2 separate regions of the Homo sapiens genome follow, and region 1 is linked to region 2. Evidence: read pairs that join two places in POLR2A ChIA-PET (ENCODE). Cell type or tissue: A673. All regions are shown on one strand. Links, peaks and the distances in the headings refer to the core of each region. The heading gives the core; the rest is flanking DNA. Region 1 overlaps FAM20A (FAM20A golgi associated secretory pathway pseudokinase). Region 2 has its middle 140 kb from the start of LINC01482.

Region 1 (11,002 bases), core at 1,974-9,973, 220 kb before region 2:
ACTTCGGAGATATTGCAGGTTTGCTTCTAGACCACCACAATGAAGCAAATATGGCAATAAAGTCATTCATGCACATTTTTTGGTTCCCCACCCAAGGCATATAAAAGTTACGTTTCATTATACTGGAGTCCAATAAATATGCAATAGCATTATGTCTGAAAAATGTATACATCTTAATGGAAAAAGCACTTTATTGCTAAAAAATGCTAACACTCTTCTGAGCCTTCAGCAAGTCATAATCTTTTTGCTGACTGACTGGGGTGGTGGTTGCTGAAGGTTGGTGAGGCTGTGGCAACTTTTAAAAATAAGACAATAATGAAGTTTGCTGCATCGATTCACAAAAGATGTATCTGTAGCACGCAATGCTGTTTGATAGCATTTTACCCAAAGTAGAACTTCTGTCAAAATTGAAGTCAGTCCTCTCAAACCCTGCTGCTGCTTTATCAACTAAGTTTGCATAATATTCTAAATCCTCTGTGGCCATCTCAACAATGTTCACAGCGTCTTCACCAGAAGTAGATTCTATCTCAAGAAACCACTTTCTTTGCTTATCCATAAGAAGCCACTCCTTATTGGTCGGGTGCGGTGGCTCATGCCTGTAATCCAAGCACTTTGGGAGGCTGAGGCAGGTGGATCACGAGGTCAGGTGATTGAGACCATCCTGGCTAACACGGTGAAACCCTGTCTCTACTAAAAATACAAAAAATTAGCCAGGCATGGTGGCGCATGCCTGTAGTCCCAGCTACTTGGGAGGCTGAGGCAGGAGAATTGTTTGAACCCAGGAGGCAGAGGTTGCAGTGAGCCGAGATTGTGCCACTGCACTACAGCCTGAGCAACAGAGCGAGACTCCATCTCAAAAAAAAAAAAAAAAAAAAAAAAAAAGCAGCAACTCTATCTGTTCAAGTTTGATCATGCAGTTGCAACAATTCAGTCACATTTTCAGACTCCACTTCTAATTCTAGTTCTCTTTTATTTCCACATCTGCAGTTACCTTCTCCACTGAAGTCTTGAACCCCTCAAAGTCATCCATGGGGATTGAGATCAATCTTCTTTTAAACTCCTGTTAATGTTGATATTTTTACCTCCTTCCACGCATCACAAATTTTCTTAATGGCATCTAGAATGGAGACTCCTTTCCAGAAAGTTTTCAAATGACCTTGCCCAGGTTCATCAGAGGAATCACTAACTGTGGCAGCTATAGCCTTATGAAATGTATTTCTTAAATTGTAAGACTTGGCTGGGCGTGGTGGCTCGCGCCTATAATCCCAGCACTTTGGGAGGCCGAGGCGGGCGGATCACGAGGTCAGGAGATCAAGACCATCCTGGCTAACACGGTGAAACCCTGTCTCTACTAAAAATACAAAAAATTATCCGGGCATGGTGGCCGGCGCCTGTAGTCCCAGCCACTCGGGAGGCTGAGGCAGGAGAATGGCGTGAACCCGGGAGGTGGAGCTTGCAGTGAGCTGAGATTGAGCCACTGGACTCCAGCCTGGGCGAGAGTGCGAGACTACGGCTCAAAAAAAAAAAAAAAAAAAAGGTAAGACTTGAAAGTTAGAATGACTCCTTGATCTGTGGGCTGCAGAATGGATGTTGTGTTAGCAGGCATGAAAACAACATTAGTCTCCTCGGACATCTCCAGCAGAGCTCTTGAGTGACTAGGTGTATTACCAATGAGCAGTAATATTTTGAAAGGAATCTTTTTTTTTTTCTTTTTCCCCTGAGCAGTAAGGTCTCAACAGTGGGCTTAAAATATTCAGTAAACCATGCTGTTAACAGATGTGTGGTCATCCAGGCTTTGAGGCTCCATTTAGAGCACAGGCAGAGTAAAATTTAGCATCACTCTTGAGGGCCTGAGGATGTTTTGAATGGTAATTGAGCATTGGCTTCAACTTAAGTTCCCAGCGACATTATCACCTAACAAGAGAGTCAGCCTGTCCTTTGAATCTTTATCATTATTATTATTATTTTTTTATTATACTTTAAGTTCTAGGGTACATGTGCACAACATGCAGGTTTGTTACATATGTATACATGTGTGTTCTTTGAATCTTTGAAGTCAGGCATTGACTTTTCTTCTCTAGCTATGGGGAAAGTCCCAGATGGTATCTTCTTCCAATAGAAGGCTGTTTCATCTACACTGAAAACCTATTGTTAGTGTAGCTACGTTCATCAATGATCTTAGCTAGATCTTCTGGATAACCTGCTGCAGCTTCTCCATCAGCACTTACTGCTTCACCTTGTACTTTTATGTTATGGAGATGGCTTTTTTCCTTAAGCCTGGTGAACTAACCTCTGCTATCTTCCAAGTTTTCTTCTGCAGCTTTCTCACCTGTCTCAGCCTTCATTGAGGAGAGTTAGAACCCTGCTCTGGATTAAGCTTTGGCTTAAGGGAATGCTGTGGCTGGTTTAATATTCTATCCAGATAACTTAAACTTGCTCCGTATCAGCAGTGAGGCTGTTTTGCTTTCTTATCATTCGTGTTTAGTGGAGCAGCGCTTTTAGCTTCCTTCAAGAACTTTTCCTTTGCATTCACAACTTGCCTGACTGGCACAAAAAGCTTAGCTTTTGGCTTATTGGCTTTCAACGTGCCTTCCTTACTAGCCTCCTGAATAATTTCTCGCTTCCCATTTAAAGTGAGAGATATGACACTCCTCCTTTCATGTGAACACTTAGAGGCCCTTGTTGGGTTACTAACTGGCCTCATTTCAATATTGTTGTGTCTTAGGGAATAGGGAGGCCTGAGGACTGGGAGAGATTGGGGGAACAGCAAGTTGTTGGAGCAGTCAGAACACACATTTAGGCCAGGTGCAGTGGCTCACACCTGTAATCCTAGCACTTTGGAAGGCCAAGGTTGGCAATCACTTGAGGCCAGGAGATCGAGACCAGCCTGGCCAACACAGTGAAACCCCGTCTCTACTAAAAATAGAAAAAATTAGCTGGGCATGGTGGCACACGCCTATAATCCCAGCACTTTGGGAGGCTGAGGTGGGCGGATCACCTGAGGTCGAGAGTTCGAGACCAGCCTGGCCAACACGGTGAAACCCCGTCTCTACTAAAAATGCAAAAATTAGCCAGGTGTGGTGGGCAGCGCCTTTAGTCCCAGCTATTTGGAAGGCTGAGGCAAGAGAATCGCTTGAACCCAGGAGGCAGAGGTTGCAGCGAGCTGAGATTGAACCATTGCACTCCAGCCTGGGCAACAGAGTGAGACTCTGTCTCAAAAAAAAAAAGTTTGAAATATTGTGAGAATTACCAAATGTGACACAGAGACACAAAGTGGGCACATGCTGTTGGGAAAATGACACCGATAGACTTGCTTGATGCAGGGTTGCCACAAGCCTTCACTTTGTAAAAAACCTAGTATCTGCAAAGTACAATAAAGTGAAACGCAGATACAGCGAGCTATGCCTGTATATTTTTTTTTTTTTTTTTTTTTTTTTGAGACAGAATCTCCCTCTGTCGCCTGGGCTGGAGTGCAGTGGCTCGATCTTGGCTCACTGCAAGCTCCGCCTCCCGGGTTCACGCCATTCTCCTGCCTCAGCCTCCCGAGCAGCTGGGACTACCGGCACCCACCACCACGCCCGGCTAATTTTTTGTATTTTTAGTAGAGACGGGGTTTCACCGTGTTAGCCAGGATGGTCTTGATCTCCTGACCTCGTGATCTGCCCGCCTCAGCCTCCCAAAGTGCTGGGATTACAGGCGTGAGCCACCGTGCCCAGCCTGCCTGTATTTGTTTTAACTGACCAGGCAGAGATGTATTAGGCTGTGAGTTATGTTAATTTATTTTCCTGCAAAGGAAATGCTACAGGTTCTAGCAGTTTTTCCTCCCTGATACAAAAGAACTGAGAGTGGAGCTCATCCATTGCATATTAGCTTCCAGTTTTAAAAAATGAAAGGCATCCGGCCAGGTGCATTGGCTCACGCCTGGAATCCCAGCACATTGGGAGGCCAAGACAGGGGAATCGCCTGAGGTCAGGAGTTCAAGACCAGCCTGGCCAACGTGGTGAAACCCTGTCTCTACTAAATATACAAAGTTAGCCAGGTGTGGTGGTACACATCTATAATCCCAGCTACTTGGGAGGCTGAGGCAGGATAATTGCTTGAACCTGGGAGGCCGAGGTTGCAGTGAGCCGAGATAGCGCCACTGCACTCCAGCCTGGGCAACAAATGCAAAACTCCATCTCAAAAAAAAAAAAAAAGTTAGAGACATCCTATTGTGCCACATAAAAATTTTGCTCGGAGAACAGAATCTATGGACCTGGTGATTTGTGGTGCGTTTGCAGATTTATCATTACTTTTATGCTTCTCATTAACATCTCCTGTTTCTCTATCAGTATTCCTTAGGTTGCCTCTCTCTAACTGGGGCTGTCTTTTGAGTATATATTATATGTGCTCGACTAACTGTAACAATAATTTAAACTCTATGACAACCAGAACCTCACTGGTGACTCTTGTGTTCAGCTGAGCATTGTGCCAAAGAGTCACATGTCTACTTGTGGAACCTCTGCTAATTGCCATGTGTATTTGCTGTTATAGCTCTCATTTCAAAGGAACACAATGTATTTATTTACATATTTTAGTACCCTATATGTCTGAATACAAGATGAGGTCTCTCCTGAAATTGTCCCTTGGAAAGGAGTCTCTATATTCAGTCCTGGCATAGTTAGCCAACCACTTTGTTTTGTTTGGGACAGATACATTAACCTGGAATGACTTGACTTTGCGCTGGTTTTACTGCCTAGTGTAACCGGTTACAACGGGTTGATGGTGGTGATGGGGGAGGGGAGTGGGGAAATAAGTTAATATTGATTTGACATTCACCCCCAACTTGACTCTAAGTGATGATGACAACCAATTCCCCAAATTTTTGACAAGTAAAATCTACAGTGGGAGAACAAAAGCAATATTTCTAAATCTATATACTGTTTTATATGATGGGATTTTAAAATCAATATAAATATAAGCAGACATTCAATTGTCTCATGTACATTTCTGGAGAATTTTAAGTTGATCTAACAACTAGGATTTTGGATCTTTCACATAGGAAAAATGGGGGAACTTTTTTTTTTTTTTTTTTTTTTTTTTTAAGATAGAGAGTCTCCCTCTGTTGCCCAGGCTGGAGTGCAGTGGTGCGATCTCAGCTCACCGCAACCTCCTCCTCCTGGGTTCAGGAGATTCTTCTGCCTCAGCCTCTCGAGTAGCTGGGACTGCATACACGCACCACCATACCTGGATAATTTTTGTATTTTTGGTAGAGATGGGGTTTCACCATGATGGCCAGGCTGGTCTCGAACTCCTGACCTCAGGTGATCCACCCGCCTTGGCCTACCAAAGTACTGGGATTACAGGTGTGAGCCATCGTGCCCAGCAGAGGAACTCTTTATACGGCAGTGGTTCTCAAGGTTGCCTGGGCCTTGGGATCACGGGGAGAGCCCCCAGAGCTAGTCCACTGGACTCCCTGAGGGTGGGACTCAGGCATAAGGATTTTTAAAGCCTCCTTAAGTGAATCTAACATGCAGCTGATCCACTCCAACCCCTTCTTTAAGGAGGTGCTTTCGCCAAAGCAGTTGGGACTGAAACTCTTTATTCGGTGCTTATTCAAGTAGGCCCTGCCCTTAGAACCATCTACTGGGGCTCTCAATGGGCCTCCCCTTGAATGGCTGAAGGTTTGGAATCTGCCAGTCTAATTGTATTCCACTGGAAGAAGCACATTCTGGAGGAAAGCATGACTTGGGTAACGTGGCCCCTCTTGGGGCGATTTTCTTTTCTGCAGGTCACCTCATCATCTCAAGGAGGAGCATTCCCCTGGGCTAAGGCACTGGGGCCGAACTCTAGGAGACCCTAACCTGTGGGCTGCAGATCCTTTGGGGGCCAGAAACCCAAACTCACACCAAGCTCTGTCTAAGGACTCAATACATATTATTTCACTCATCTCTATGTTTCACAAAATTTTCAAGGCATGTAGTTGCTGTTGTTATGAATAAAATATAAATTAATGTAAACATGTAATTGACTTCCTAGTAGCCTTTCTTGATTGTCTAGTTTTTCAGTTGAAACAAGTATTGTGGTATACAAGTCCGTAAACTTTTTGATGTCAAAAAGAGAGTGCTTTCCCTGGAAAAAAGTATGGATCAATTAAAGTGGTGGAGTGTGAACTTAGCAACCCAGATGCCTGGGTTTGAATCCTGGGTCTGCTGTTTGCAGCTGGAAGATTGGGATGAGATGGTCTCTTTCAGCCTCAGTATCTTTATTTGTAAAGTGGACATTGTAAGAGTATCTGGCTCATAAGCTTGCCCGTGAACCAAGGACACAACTTAGGTCATTGTGTGGCATAGATGATAGTAAGGGCCTGAAAAAGACAAGCTCTTAGTATTTTCAATTATTATTATTATTATTATTATTATTATTATTATTATCACCCCAAACAGTTCTGTGCTTGGGCAGATTAGAGAATCTCTGAATAACTGGCAGAAAGACTTTAGGTCACTTTTATTAGTTTTTGGTCCAAATCTTCCCAGGGCCACCCCAACTGGGTGTGGAAAGGAGGAAGGCAGTCACTTACCTCATGGGTTTGAACATGGCCTTCCCGAAATCCGAGAACCTCAGCACCAGCTTGAGGTGGACCCCACTGGGTTTCACAACTGTGAAAGGCAGAAGGGTGAGTTAACCATGCTTCCGGGCCTCAGCCAAGGCTTGTGACTCTGTTCCTTCAATAAGCCCAGCTGACTTCGCTTTCCTCTTATGTAATGAGACCCTAAAGACTAGGATGTGCTCTCCATAGCCTGCAGGGTAAACGCCATGGTGTCAGGCCGTAGTGACGGTGTCCAGGGGCTCAAGACAGTACTTTTTACTTTGGGAGGTGAAGGCGGGAGGATCGCTTGAGCCCAGGAGTTTGAAACCAGCCTGGGCAACATAGTGAGACCTCCATTTTGAAAAAAAAAAAGTACATTTTCTGCTGGTATGGGAAAAGAGCAAAAAATACAATGAAGACATTTACTGAAAACCCTGAAGAATGTTTTCCTAAGAAGAATGAACCCTTTCCTCTTTGTGTTTCAACTACATCTTTGTAGATTCTAATTATGCCTTCTGTTATATTAGACTAGTTTGTTTATGCCTCTTTCTACTTAAGACTGTACACCTGGGCTGGGACCAGGGCTTGGCAAGTGAGTGCTTCTTAGGTGCAGGGAGTGCTACTTCCTTAAATTTTGCATCCTGGGCACCTCACTTCTCTTACCCTCTCCCTGGTTCTGGAGGGTCAGGACAATACCTCACTCACCTTGTGTTCTATAAAATGGTCAAGGCAGGTGCTTAACTGAAGAAAAGGGAAGCCTGGAGCCCTGTAAACCTTTATTTTCCTTTTTTTTTTTTTTTTTTTTTTTTTTGAGACGGAGTCTCGCTCTGTCGCCCAGGCCGGACTGCGGACTGCAGTGGCGCAATCTCGGCTCACTGCAAGCTCCGCTTCCCGGGTTCACGCCATTCTCCTGCCTCAGCCTCCCGAGTAGCTGGGACTACAGGCGCCCGCCACCGCGCCCGGCTAATTTTTTGTATTTTTAGTAGAGACGGGGTTTCACCCTGTTAGCCAGGATGGTCTCGATCTCCTGACCTCATGATCCACCCGCCTCGGCCTCCCAAAGTGCTGGGATTACAGGCGTGAGCCACCGTGCCCGGCCTAAACCTTTATTTTCAAACCTTAGTGATATGGTTAGGCTTTGTGTCCCCACCCAAATCTCATCTCAAATTGTAATCCCCTTGTCTCAAATCTCATCTCAAATTGCTGAGGGAGGGATGCTGTGAGAGGTGGTTGGATCATGGGGCAGCTTCCCCTGTGCCGTTCTTGTGATAGTGAGTTCTCACGAGATCTCATGGTTTTATAAGGGGCTCTTCCCCCTTTGCATCCTCTCTCTCCTGCCACCATGTGAGATGTGCCTTGCTTCCCCTCCCCCTTCTGCCATGATTGTAAGTTTCCGGAGGCCTCCTAGCCATGCTTCCTGTTAAGCCTGCAGAACTGTGAGTCAATTAAACCTCTTTCCTTTATAAATTATCCAGTCTCAGGCATTTCTTAAGAGCAGTGTAAAAATGGACTAATACATTTTGACACACACCATCAGATGTAGTCACATGTAGACATTTCTGATGTGTGTTCCACATATTGAAGTAAAGGGATGGGGCCACTCATGGCTGGTGATGACTGGCCTGAGGGCTTTAGGGTCCAGACCCACCTATAACCAGGTCACAGCACTCCTGGAGGGGAGCTCTGCCACTCTCAGTCCTAGCTTTTTGATGCCATTAATCACTTATCCTAGTGAGTCTCAACTCTGGCTATATTAGAATCACCTGGGCCTCACCGTCTGAACTTGAATCAAAACCCCTGGGGGTGGAGGCTAGGCAGGAGCACTTTTTAAAGCTCCCCCAGTGATTCTAATACATATATATACACATATATATACATATATATACATATATACATATATACATGTATACACATACATATATACATATATACACACATTTATGCATATATACATAGACACACATTTATGCATATATACATATATACACACATGCATATATACCTATATACACATATATGCATATATACATATATACACACATATATGCATATATACATATATACACACATATATGCATATATACATATATACACACATGCATATATACATATACACACATATATGCATATATACATATATACATATATACACACATGCATATATACACATATACACATATACACACATATACACACATATATACATATATACACACATATATATACACATATATGTATACACACACATATATATATATATATATTTTTAGCTGGAGTCTCACTGTGTTGCCTAGGCTGGAGTGCAGTGGCACGATCTCAGTTCACTGCAAACTCCACCTCCCAGGTTCAAGTGAATCTCTTGCCTCAGCCTCCCACGCTCGTCTAACTTTTTATATTTTTTGGAAGAGACGGGTTTTCACTGTTGGCCAGGCTGGTCTCGAACTCCTGACATCAAGTGATCCACCCGCCTCGGACTCCCAGAGTGCTGGGATTACAGGTGTGAGCCACTGAGCCCGGCTGATTCTAATATTTTGTCAATAGTGGGCACCATTTGCTTCTTGAATTTGAAAGCGTGCTCCAATCACTTGAGGATTTTCTTAAGATTCAGATTCTGATTCAGAAAGAGAGTGAGGCTCTGCATTTCTGATGAGCTCCTCAGTGATGTTGATGATGCTTTTCCTGGGCCACGCATTGCCCAGCGGGGCCTATACAACCCTTCCCCTTAAGTGCCTTTTCTTGTTGTGGGTGGATGGGGAGAAACGTTGAGTTCTCAGAGGTTAGGCAGAGAGCCATGCTCCTTCCACTCTTGCCCAAGGTCGCCACTGGAGTGGGTTTTGGGGTTTGCACAGCTGTGAGGGTGAAGAGGCTGGGTGGGGGTGGGGCTAGGTCACTTACTCTGGGTGCAGTCACATGCCCCCAGCAAGGCTTTCTCATCTTGACTGTAATCTGCAAAGGAGGAGAAGGGCAATGAGAACTTCCAGTCTTGTTCCTGGGAGAGCCTACAACATGGAGGTCCCTTGACTCTGGTTCAGATCACCAGAGGGGAGACTGTGATGTAGCCTGGGGCCCTTGACCACTCCGTGGGAGGTCTCTTGGAGCCCAGGAGACTGTAGCCTCCTTCCCTGCTGTGTCCCAGACCCCTGCTCTCTAGCCCTTCAGTGGGCACTCCAGCAATACCTGGCTGGGAGACTGAGTCTGCTTTTGTCTCTGCTAATAATTTGCTGTGTCACTTAGATTGTCTTAGTGCTTGACAGCACAGACTTGGTATCAGCAGGCCTGTGTTTGAATTCCAGCTCCACCCCCTAGGTCCTTGGCCAAGTTACTTAACCTTTCTGTGTCTCAGTTTCCCTGTCTGTAAAATGGCAATGGTAATATCCATGCCATAAGGTCTTTGGTTGAAAGAGAATGTCGCCTGCTTCAAAAGCAACACTCAATAAATGGTAGCGATCACCTTCCTTTAGGTGTACCAAACAACAGCATACCTCCTTATGGGGTCAGGATGAGATTATCGCTATAGGATCTCTTCCAGAGGGAAAAAGATCAATGCATATGTTCCTCTTCTCTCAGGTGTCCATGTCAAGCCTCTAATGTTCCACTCTGGAGCCTAGCCTGGGATGCTTTACCCAGACTCTCTGGGAGAAAGTCAGTCCCCCCTTGCTTGATCCCATGAACCTTACCAGCACTGATGGTGGGAAAGTGCCTCATGTCTTGCAGAAGTTTGCTGACAACAGGGCTGGACCGGGAGTAGAGCCCATGGCGGTTAATACCCAGGTGGAACTGGACCCAGCTGGCCTCGAGTCGGAGCTGCAGTGGGGGGTCCAGGGAGGTAAGGTTCATCTGCTCTCTGTACATCTTGTGTCGCCTGAAAGAGCCAGATAGTTGTTCATTAGAGGAACAAGAATGCAAAGACCCACCAAGATACCTTGTCTGCAGTTTTTTATTCATCCTTTCATTTATTCCACAAGTGTATTAAGCATCTAATGAGGGCTAGGCTTTAAGCTGTGCTTAGGATATCTTGGGGAGCAAAACACCTGTGGGGTCCTTTCTTACCCTCAGAGGGCTTACACTCTAGTGAGCAAAACACACACATAGTTATACAATATCATACACAAATACTTAATTACAAACCAGGACAAATCCTGGGAAGGAAAAAAGGCAGATTGCTAAGAATAAAACTAGGGCCTCATATAATCTGGGATCTCAGGGTGAGACTGTGGGCCTCTTTATGCACTTTCTCATTAAAACTCCCTATCTTACATTTCCCAGTATTTTATGTTCCAAAGAATCAGAAGATAGAGGAGTGAAGGCAATTGGTGAGAATAAAAAGAAGAGAGGGTGCAGATCTTTAAGTGGGGCTGGAAGCTGAGTTAGATTATAAACGAAAAGAAGAATTAATGAGCCATTTACTGTTTGTTCTGCTTGGGTAGCCTTTTC
Region 2 (11,002 bases), core at 1,711-9,710:
GGCAACATAAGAAAAGGAAGATTCTGGAACAGAGGTTCTTGGCCACATTGGCCAAGGGTTCTCACTAATCCCTTAATGAAGAGGATCTGAATTTTCACAGGAGAACTTAAGTATGGCATGTGTCTTAGTCCATTTAGTGTTGCTATAAAGACACACCAGAGACTGGATAAGTTATAAAGAAAAAAGACTTACTCGGCTTAGAAATTCTGATGTCTGGAAAAGTTCAAGATTGGGCAACTGCATTTGGGGAGAGCTGCAGGCTGCTTCCACTCCTGGCAGAAAGTGAAGGGGAGCTGGTGTGTGCAGAGGCCACATGGCGAGAGAGGAAGCAACAGAGAAAAGGGGAGGTGCCACACTTTTTCACAGCCAGCTGTCATGGAAACTATTAGGCTGGTGCAAAAGTAGTTGCGATTTTTGCCATGAAAAGTAATGGCATAAACCGCAATTACTTTTGTGCCGACCTAATAATCAAGAGTGTGAACTCACTTACCCCCAAGGTAGGGAATTACAGCAATAATAAAGGATCCACCCTCGTGGACTCAAGCGCCTTTCACTAGGCCCCACCTCCCAACACAACCACATTGCAGATTACATTTCAACATTAAACTTGGGGAAGAGGGGTACCCATCCAAGCTATAGCAGCCTGTCAGTCAGTTGTATTATTTGTGCTTGTAACTATAAGTGGAATGTATACAGAGGCCTTAATCACCTGAGTTTGGGATGTTTCCTTGGCCGTGTATAGCTTACTTCCTTAAGTCTCAGTTTTCCTATCTATACAATGGGGTTAATTATAACTCATAAAGTTATTGCAAGGATTAAATGAGAACGTGTAAAAAGAGTGTTTAGCACAGTTCCTGGAAAAAAATACGTGTTCAACAAATGTTAGCTCAATAAAATAGATTTTAGTATTCTTTGAGTCAAGATTCTGCTGTTCAGCGTGGGAGACACAAGAACACAGTTGTCTTTGTAGATTCTGTCTTAGCGAGGTTTATTCTGTTTGAATTTCTATAGGCCATAACAAAAATAGATGGAACAGATACAGGACAAAACCACAAACTATTTAAAGAAAACCCTGCCCGAAGTAATGTATGTATTCATGCCAAATATATTCAGGTACTAAAAGGTCTATGGAAATTTTGAACAAGAAATAATGAGGATGATGATGATGGAAATGATGAAGATTTTGATAACAATTAAATTTACAGAGCATTTACAATGTGTCAGACAGTGTTTGAAGTATCATATATTCACTAATTTAAGCCTCACAACTCTATGAGGTAGGTACCCTCATGTTACAGTAGAAGACAATGAGACACAGAGAGGTTATGTGACTTGTCCAAGGTTCCCCAGCTAGTAAGTGGCAGAGGTGGGGTGGAAGGAAGGCAGTGTAACTCCAGTGTCCGGGGAAGGACAAGGATGAATCTTGGCATTTGAAGTCATTCTTCTTTTTTTTTTTTTTTTTTTTTTTTGAGACGGAGTCTCACTCTGTCGCCCAGGCTGGAGTGCAGTGGTGCAATCTCAGCTCACTGCAAGCTCTGCCTCCCGGGTTCATGTCATTCTCCTGCCTCAGCCTCCAGGGTAGCTGGGACTACGGGTGCCCGCCACCATGCCCGGCGTAGAAACGGGGTTTCACTGTGTTAGCCAGGATGGTCTTGATCTCCTGACCTCGTGATCCGCCCGCCTCGGCCTCCCAAAATGCTGGGTTTACAGGCGTGAGCCACTGTGCCTGGCCTTGAAATCATTCCTGAAGGAAGCAGAGGGGAAGAGAATGCTTCTGTTAGTACTGAGCATTTGTTCAAAACTGGAAAGGACATAAAAATATGCTTAGGGAATGTGAAGATTCTCATTTGCCTTGGTGAGGCATTTGCATAGGGATACCAGGAATAATTATGGGTTATGCCAGATTGTGGAGGGCTTTATGGTTCAAGATCAACACATTTGGCCTTAATTTTATGGCTAATGGGCGGCACAGACTTGTGTTGCAGTAAGATTAATTTGAAAGGGATTATCTGGGGCAGGCACTGTGGCTCACACCTGTAATCTCAGCACTTTGGGAGGCTGAGGCGGGTGGATCACCTGAGGTCAGGAGTTCGAGACCAGCCTTGCCAACATGGTGAAACTCCATCTCTACAAAAATACAAAAATTAGCTGGGCATGTTGGTGAGTGTCTGTAATCTCACCTACTTGGGAGGCTGAGGCAGGAGAATCACGTAAACTCAGGAGGCAGAGGTTGCAGTGAGCGAGACGGCACCATTGCACTCCAGCCTGGGCAGCAAGTGTGAAACTCCGTCTCAAAAGAAAAAAAAGAAAGAAAGAAAGAAAAAAAAGAAAAACAAAAGAGAGAGAGAGAGAGAAAGAAAAGAAAGAAAGGGATTATCTGAACAGCTTGAAGGAGAGTACAAGAAGAGGTAGACAGATTAATTATGGGGCTATTTCTGTCAACTGGAAATCGTAGCCTAACTTTGAGGCTGGGCTGCTGTAATGGATTGAGTATATAGTGCAAAAACACAGAGGTCCCTTTTGCATTGCGATCCATGCACGGCTCTATGTAGGCACTTGCTTGGGGGGCAGAATGAGATGGTGGGAAAGCATGGGATTGGAGTAACGCAGACCGGGGTGCATGATTGTTGCTCCACGTCTGATGGGCCAGGAAGCCCTGGGAAAGTTCCTTAAACTTTCCAAGCCTCAGTTTCCTCACAGGATTGTTGTGAGGATTTTTTTTTTTTTTTGTGGCGATTGAATGACATTATGAAAAATTCATTAGAATTCACTAAATACCTATCCCGTTTCCCTTTTAATCCTTTCTCTGCTCCACACTTCAAGAGTGTTGGCTCTACGAAGGAAGGGACATATCCCTAGAAAAACATGACGTCAAGCAGGATGAGCCATTGGATTTGGTGAATTGCTGGGTGTGGGTGACAACGTTGAGTCTTGGAAACAATAGTACTGTTTATAGATACAGGAAAGGTGGGAGGAGGAGCTGGCCCTCTAAAGCAGATTTTTTAGTTTTCATTTATTTTGAGACAGAGTCTAGCTCTGTCACCCAGGCTAAAGTGCAGTGATGTGATCTCAGCTCACTGCAACCTCCACCTCACAGGTTTAAGCGGTTCTCCTGCCTCAGCCTCCTGAGTAGCTGGGATTACAGGCGCCCACCACTGCACCCACCTAATTTTTGTATTTTTAGTAGAGACAGCGTTTCACCATGTTGCCCAGGCTGGTCTCGAACTCTTGACCTCAAGTGATCCACCCACTTTGGCCTCCCAAAATGTTGAGATTACAGGCGTGAGCCACTGCTCCTGGCCTAAAACAAACTTTTTTTTTTTTTTTTTTTTTTTTTTTTAAAGGGCTCAGATGTAAAATACTTAGGGAACCCTCTGAAAATCTCTTTTATATTCACAGAATATGCATGAGAAGCCTTTTCTCAGAAACCTGACCTAGGTGAAGACTTACACCCACATTTAGATATTTGTAATTTAAGATACAGAGTTAAACTCCATGTATTTGATAATTATGTCTCAGGAACTCCTGAAGTTTTTGCCTTCTGGTTTTTGACTTCAGCCTAGTTTTCCCTGCTGGCTAACAGAGGCTACTCTGCATAGAGTTTAGCACTAATTACTTTGCCTCAATATTTTCTAATCGATCCACTGTTTTTCAGGCTATCTTTAGCTTTTGATAATTCCCTTCATTTTTTTTTTAAAGAAAAAAACCCATGTATTATTTCTTATATTTTCTCTGAAACTTCTGTTGGTTAGGACTCTATGACCATTGAGGTAAGTATTTATTTTCACCTTCATAGTGATTTTACTTAACTGAAGTCATAGAGACTAACATCATGAAATCCTCTTAATTTAACCTTGCATTTTTTTTTTCTTTTTTGAGATGGAGTCTCACTCTGTCATCCAGGCTGGAGTGCAGTGGTGTGATCTCGGCTCACTGCAACCTCCGCCTCCCAAGTTCAAGTGATTTTCCTGCCTCAGCCTCCCGAGTAGCTGGGATTACAGGCATGTGCCACCACACCCGGCTAATTTTTGTTTTTAGTAGAGACGGGGTTTCACCTTGTTGGCCAGGCTGGTCTCAAACTCCTGACTTCAAGTGATCTGCCCACCCTGGCTTCTCAAAGTGCTGGGATTACAGGGGTGAACCACCGATCCAGGCCTAACCATGCATTTTTAAAGAGTTCTATTATAGGTGATATGTGGGGCTACGCATCAGGGGAGACGTAGCTTCTTATTTTCTTTCTTTTTTTTATTATACTTTAAGTTCTAGGGTACATGTGCACAACGTGCAGGTTTGTTACATATGTATACATGTGCCATGTTGGTTTGCTGCACCTGTTAACTCATTATTTACATTAGGTATATCTCCTAATGCTATCCTTCCTCCCTCCCCCCACTCCATGACAGGCCCCAGTGTGTGATGTTCCCCTTCCTGTGTCCAAGTGTTCTCATTGTTCAGTTCCCACCTATGAGTGAGAACATGCGGTGTTTGTTTTTCTGTCCTTGCGATAGTTTGCTCAGAATGATGGTTTCTAGCTTCATCCATGTCCCTGCAAAGGACATGAACTAATCCTTTTTTATGGCTGCATAGTATTCCATGGTGTATATGTGCCACATTTTCTTAATCCAGTCTATCATTGATGGACATTAGGGTTGGTTCCAAGTCTTTGCTATTGTGAATAGTGCCGCAATAAACATACTTGTGCATGTGTCTTTATGGCAGCATGATTTATAATCCTTGGGGAAAATACCCAGTAATGGGATGGCTGGGTCAAATGGCATTTCTAGTTCTAGATCCTTAAGGAATCGCCACACTGTCTTCTACAATGGTTGAACTAGTTTACAGTCCCACCAACAGTGTAAAAGTGTTCCTGTTTCTCCACATCCTCTCCAGCACCTGTTGTTTCCTGACTTTTTAATGATCGCCATACTAACTGGTGTGAGGTGGTATCTCATTGTGGTTTTGATTTGCATTTCTCTGACGGCCAGTGATGGTGAGCATTTTTTCATGTGTCTGTTGGCCGCATAAATGTCTTCTTTTGAGAAGTGTCTGTTCATATCCTTTGCCCACTTTTTGATGGGGTTGTTTGATTTTTTCTTGTAAATTTGTATAAGTTCTTTGTAGATTCTGGATATTAGCCCTTTGTCAGTTGGGTAGATTGTAAAAATTTTCTCCCATTCTGTAGGTTGCCTGTTCACTCTGATGGTAGTTTCTTTTGCTATGCAGAGACATAGCTTCTTATTTTCTATACAGGACCTGGAAGGAAAACCTGAAAAACCCATGACACTCCCTTTCCTGTTAGCTGTGTGGTGTTATGAAATGGACTGACAGGATTTAGCTTTCCCAGCACCACTGAAGGACCCTCAGCAACTTCAAGTTCAAAATGTCCTCACCTTCGCCTGATTTTGGGAAGTATTGCATCAACACGTTTTTGCAAAAAGAATGGAACTTTAAAATTTTTTCTTGGCGTTCTCTTTCTCTTTATACATGAGCAATAAATGTGTGCAGAAGTCATTCTAGCCAACAAGATTGTCAGGCCGAGACGGGCAGATCACGAGGTCAGGAGATCGAGACCATCCTGGCTAACACGGTGAAACCCCGTCTCTACTAAAAATACAAAAATTAGCCGGGCATGGTGGCGCGCGCCTGTAGTCCCAGCTACACGGGAGGCTGAGGCAGGAGAATGGCGTGAACCCGGGAGGCGGAGCTTGCAGTGAGTCGAGATCGCGCCACCGCACTCCAGCCTGGGCGACAGAGCGAAACTCCGTCTCAAAAAAAAAATAAATAAATAAAATAAAATAAAAAATAAAAAAAAAAAGATTGTCACCAGCTGTATTAACCTAAAAGTAGAGGAAGAATGAAGAATCCCTGAAAATCACATGTGCTGTGCTGCTGAGTGATGGCCTTTAAAACGTTGAGATTCATACGCCCTGTAGAGGGCAATGTTTCCCCTTGCCTAAAATGTTTTCACTATTCGAAAAGCATCAGTAAGTCCAAGGAGCGACATCCCAAGAGGGCAGAAATTAAGAAAGCTTTCTGGGTTCAGTATTGACTGTAAATGCCCACTGGAGAGGAGAAATCATCGATGATAGCCTTGACTATTGCTAGAATCTCTTCCTTTAGATTCCTGGGGCTAGAGTTGAGGATTTCACTTTAAGAAAGATTGAGACAGAGTGAAAGCAAGAGAGAAGCTTGTAAGAAGAAGTGGGAGGATGTTAACAGTGAGAGCTGGGAATTTGCTCATGAGGCCGAGTGGCTACCACAATCTCCAGTACAGGCTGAATGTGTGTCGTTCCATTCCGCTTCTACCCTCTGTAAGAGGCCTGCCCTGTTCACAAGGCCAATAAGGGGTTAGATTTTAAGGCTTGTTGAAAATAAACTTTGGTAATCCCAGTGCTTAGAGCCCAGTGACATAGAAAGGAGAGCCTTCTTCAACTTTTGGAGAGCAAACTTCTAGGGGGATGAGGTGGGAAGTTTACTTGGGGGAATCCTGCCCAGGGCATCACCTCAGCTTTCTGATCCTTGGTTTTTTTTTTTCCAGGATCCCAAAGAGAGGCACAAATGGTGTGTCCAAGCTTCAGATTGAACTCCTCTGAGACTTTTCTCTTCTCCATAATCATAGCTAGATGAACAGAAGGATGTGGCCACCACAAATTCAATGAATGTGTATACCTTTAGAATATTTGTGATTACACAAGTCCCTAGAGGCAGGTGGGGGCAAAGACTTCTTTGTAAAAGTCCAAAGGTGTCTTAGAAATGTGCAAAAGTACAAGACTTACTGAGGTACAGAAAGCAATGGCTCTTATTTTCAAAGGGAGCCCAAGAAAAGTTCTTTGAATTTTTCGTCTGGCCCTTTTACTTTTCAAATTTCTTATTTTGTCACACTTTGTGGTTGTAGCAATTTGTGAACAGAAAGCATCTCATCCTTTGCTCAGCATGGGCAGAAGGGACAATGAGCACCTCCTTGGTTGCATGTAGATTTTTCCATAGCAGAGTGAAAAAAGATTGGAAAAATTTGTTCCAGCATCCTTGCATGGAAGTAAAGACTTCCCATGAAACCAAAAGTATAGTTTCTCTCTGACATCTCTTGAAATAAACACTTCTTAGTCAGAACTATCCCCCCATAGATGGCACTTTAGGTTGGGCCAAAAATGGTAGAAAGGATATGGGATCTCTGCTTCCAACAGCATTTGACAATTATTCTACTAGAAAAACACATGCACAGTATGTTGATTGCAGCACTATTTACAATAGCAAAGACTTGGAACCAACCGAAATGCCCATCAATGATAGACTGGATAAAGAGAATGTGGCACATGTACACCATAGAATATTATGCAGCCATAAAAAAGAATGAGTTCATGTCCTTTACAGGGACATGGTTGAAGCTGGAAGCCATCATCCTCAGCAAACTAACACAGAAACAGAAAACCAAATACTGCATGTCCTCACTCATAAGTGGGAGTTGAACAATGAGAACACATGGACACAGGGAGGGGAACATCACACACAGGGACCTGGCGGGGTTGGGGGGCAAGGGTAGGGAGAGAGAGCATTAGGACAAATACCCAATGCATGTGGGGCTTAAAACCTAGATGACGGGTTGATGGGTGCAACAAACCACCGTGGCACATGTATACCTATGTAACAAACCTGCACGTTCTGCATATGTATCCCAGAACTTAAAGTAAAAAAACAAAACAGAAAAACTTCTCAGGGGTTAATGATGACTTTTAGTGCATTTATAAGTATTTAAGAAAGAAGACCAATAAGAGTAGGTTTTCAGAACGTGGTGGTTAATCTACTTTTGCTTGAAGTAGAAAAATAAAGGAGAAACAAATCCTTGCAGAGGAGTTCTCTGTGGGAGATGAAGGTGAAGTAAAAGGGAAAATGTGGCCAGTTTACGATTAACTTTACTCTTGAGAGGTGAAGCAAATTGAGTTTCCCCAGGGGGATTTGCTTAACCCTTAACAAGTTTCAGCCAAAGGAAACCATTTGTGAATTCCTAGAAGATTATTTTGGCACTCTGTGGGCGGCAAGCCACCCAGGTGCCAAGGCAAGAGATCGAGGGCACAAGCTGTTCCAGTATAATAAAGAAAATGCATAGAATAAGAATAGTTATACTAGAAATAGATTATAGATATGATTATATGTGAATATCATTAATCATTAGTTTGTAGCATTACTCTTTATTCCAATATTATAATAATCTTTGCTCTACAATTATAACCTAGGAAAAACGAGGCCATAAAGAGATAGGAGCTGAAGGGACACAGTGAGAAGTGACCAGAAGACATGAGTGTGAGCCCTCTGTTACGCCCAGACAGGGCCACCAGAGGGCTCCCTGGTCTAGCGGTAATGCCAGCGCCTGGGAAGGCGCCTGTTAACTAGCGGACCTTGGTCTAGCGGTAGCGTCAGTGCCTAGGGAAGGCACCCGTTACTTAGCAGACCAGGAAAGAGAGTCTCCCTTTCCAGGGAGAGTTAGAGAAGACTCTGCTCCACCACCTCTTGTGGAGGGCCTGACATCAGTCAGGCCTGCCCACAGGCATCTGGAGGCCTAAATGTCTCCCTGTGATGCTGTGCTTTAGTGGTCACACTCCTGTTTCACTTTCATGTTCCGCCCTGTACACCTGGCTCTGCCTTCTAGACAGCAGTAGCAGAATTAGTGAAAGTACTAAAAGTCTTTGAAATGCATAGAAGAAATAATGGCATAAGCTGTCCTCTCTCTCTCTCTGCCTCTGCTGCCAAACAGGGAAGGGCCCCCTGTCCGGTGGACACGTGACTCATGTGACCTTCTCAATCACTGGAGATGACTCACACTCCTTACCCTGCCCCTTTTGCCTTGTATCTAATAAATACCAAACAGCCAGGCATTCGGGGCCACTACCGGTCTCTGCGTCTTGGTGGTAGTGGTCCCCTGGGCCCAGCTGTCTTTTCTTCCATCTCTTTGTCTTGTGTCTTTATTTCTATGATCTCTCATCTCTGCACACGAGGAGAAAAACCCACAAACACTGTAGGTCTGGTCCCTACAGCACTCAATTTTCCTCTTTCCCTAAAACCAGAAAATACAATGTCCTATGCCAGTAACCCAGAAATAAAAAGTAGTTACGTCTAGTATAGAGAATATACAAAGAGGTTCCTTGCAAGTTTAAAGTTCTAGGAAAGGCAGCAAAAAAGAAAACATGATTGATTTCTTTTTTATGATTCATGAGTATTACAACTTCTTAAGGCAGAGGAGTTTTTCTAAGATACTGCAATCCATGTTTTCTGATTTTACAGAGAAGAAATAGAAATCCAACCCTTTCTGGAAGAATAATCCTATGAGATTTAGGTGAAGACAAGATTTGTGTTAGAATCCAGCTCTTCAAATATGGCTTGGTTGATTCACTTCCTAAATGATTTATGAAGAAGCTGATTTTTCATTCCTGTTGTCATAACTACAAGCTGTGCTGTTGTTTCCTGGAACTTAGTTTTTATGGGCAAAGGCTTAGGAAAATGGTCTATAAAGGCCCTCAGCAGTTCAAGGACCTATTAGTTCAGTCTCCTCTCTGTTCTCCTGCCATAGAAAGTTGTTTTTGGTGTTGTAGAGCAATTGTGCATTGGTCTCAGTGTTGAGGCCTGTTTCTCCTGGTTCTGGGAAGTCATAATCAATAAGAATGAAAACCTCATATATCTGCTTGTTGTATTAGCAGAATTTCCTGTGATGTGTTCAGCTCCTTGAGATCTCATTAGATGTTTCTCTATATAAGTATTCCTTGGCCAATGAAGTTTGAACATTTTGAAGTTAAGCAAATTTAATCTGTTATTCCTTTACTTCCAAATTTCTCAGATTCTTTATAAGCTCATGTGCATTGTGAATCTCCTAGAAGACATATATAACATGAAACATTTCTCCAAATTTTGGGTACAGATGCCCTTTTTGCCAAACATCTTGAGGGACTAGTGTCCCAAAGAACATACTTTGGGAAGTGCTCTGTTACTTCAACCTGTGCGTTAAAACCAACTTCTCCTGTTAGACATCTAGTCCCCAAAAAGCCTACAAATTAAGGTTTTAATGAAAAAATGTGTTAAGTAATAGACAAAGTCCAAGGATCCACCTCATAACAAATCAGGTACATATTTAAGCCTATGTGTTTTCAGATCATGTTCCTTTAAAAACCGTCTGTATTGATGTGTTTCATAGAGAATAGCCAATTCACAAGACATTTCCCTGTTTTTTTGAAATGGTTAATAGTTTTTGAAAATATTTTTCTCAAAAAAATCTTAGGCATATTTGGAAGTGTGTGTTTTATGTCAGCTATCTATGTCTAGAATAGACCACCAGCATAGTGATATTTCAACCACCTGGAAGGCAAACTTTTGGATATTAGTTGTAAGTGTGTGTTATAAACCCAAGCTCTTTCAGATTAAAAAAATGCTGATGAATTTTGTTCTGGTGAAATACGCCAGCTCCAGGAAGAATAAAGTATGTTCAAGCATCCCTCTCTCCCCTGCTCTTGTTAAGAGAGGCACTGTTTAGAGAAGGAGGTTTCAGGGCCTGCCAGGGCCGCAGAGCTGAACTGAACCTGCTGATGAGACATACTTAGGTTTCATCATTGCTTTGATACTGTGGGGCTCAGAGTCTGGCATTCTCTGCCTCCTAAGGTTTTGATCTTCCATGAAGCTTCACTACTAGGTAGATATGGGGCTGTTTCCCTCCTGGGTAAACCTGCGTTCTTTCTTCTCTATTTCACCCTGGGAAGGCCTGGAATGGATGATTTAATCTAGGTTCTTTTGAAACTTTGTTAATTATGGGACTCTATAACCTGGGTTAGTCTTTCCTTGCCTCTTCTTTCCCACAGATATTGGCTTAGGTTAAGATGTGGGTTCTAGGGAAAACACATCAAGGAGATCATTCCATTTTCTGTTTTTTTTTTGTGCGTAAAGCAGAGGCACGAGAGGCATCCTGGTGTCTCATTCATAGAAAGAGTTCTGCATAGGGGTCTGGGCCCAAAACTCGGATGAG

The links. ChIA-PET counts read pairs that join two places held together with the same protein. Peaks named below come from ENCODE experiments on the same cell type or tissue, not always from the same donor. Only the 100,000 strongest peaks of a DNase experiment are listed, where the experiment ranks them.
Region 1: POLR2A ChIA-PET joins it to region 2 with 5 read pairs; 5 of 35 experiments call an interaction of 5 or more read pairs at or near these places.

What each region holds. Positions count from the first base shown.
Region 1 is chr17:68,545,314-68,556,315 of GRCh38, forward strand. FAM20A (FAM20A golgi associated secretory pathway pseudokinase) reads right to left here. Exons shown (of 11, transcript NM_017565.4): 2 at 10,246-10,430; 3 at 9,464-9,514; 4 at 6,560-6,638. It also overlaps a transcript of PRKAR1A not described here. Among named protein-coding and RNA genes, the nearest start is that of PRKAR1A, 38 kb to the left of the region's middle. In A673, for the core only: no CTCF peak of the experiment used is centred there; no DNase peak of the experiment used is centred there.
Region 2 is chr17:68,766,093-68,777,094 of GRCh38, forward strand. No RefSeq gene overlaps it. Among named protein-coding and RNA genes, the nearest start is that of LINC01482, 140 kb to the left of the region's middle. RefSeq lists an enhancer at 8,437-8,806. In A673, for the core only: CTCF peaks have their summits at 5,930 (motif pointing right) and 8,341 (motif pointing right); DNase peaks (open chromatin) are centred at 5,949, 8,369 and 9,449; H3K27ac peaks cover 2,066 bases.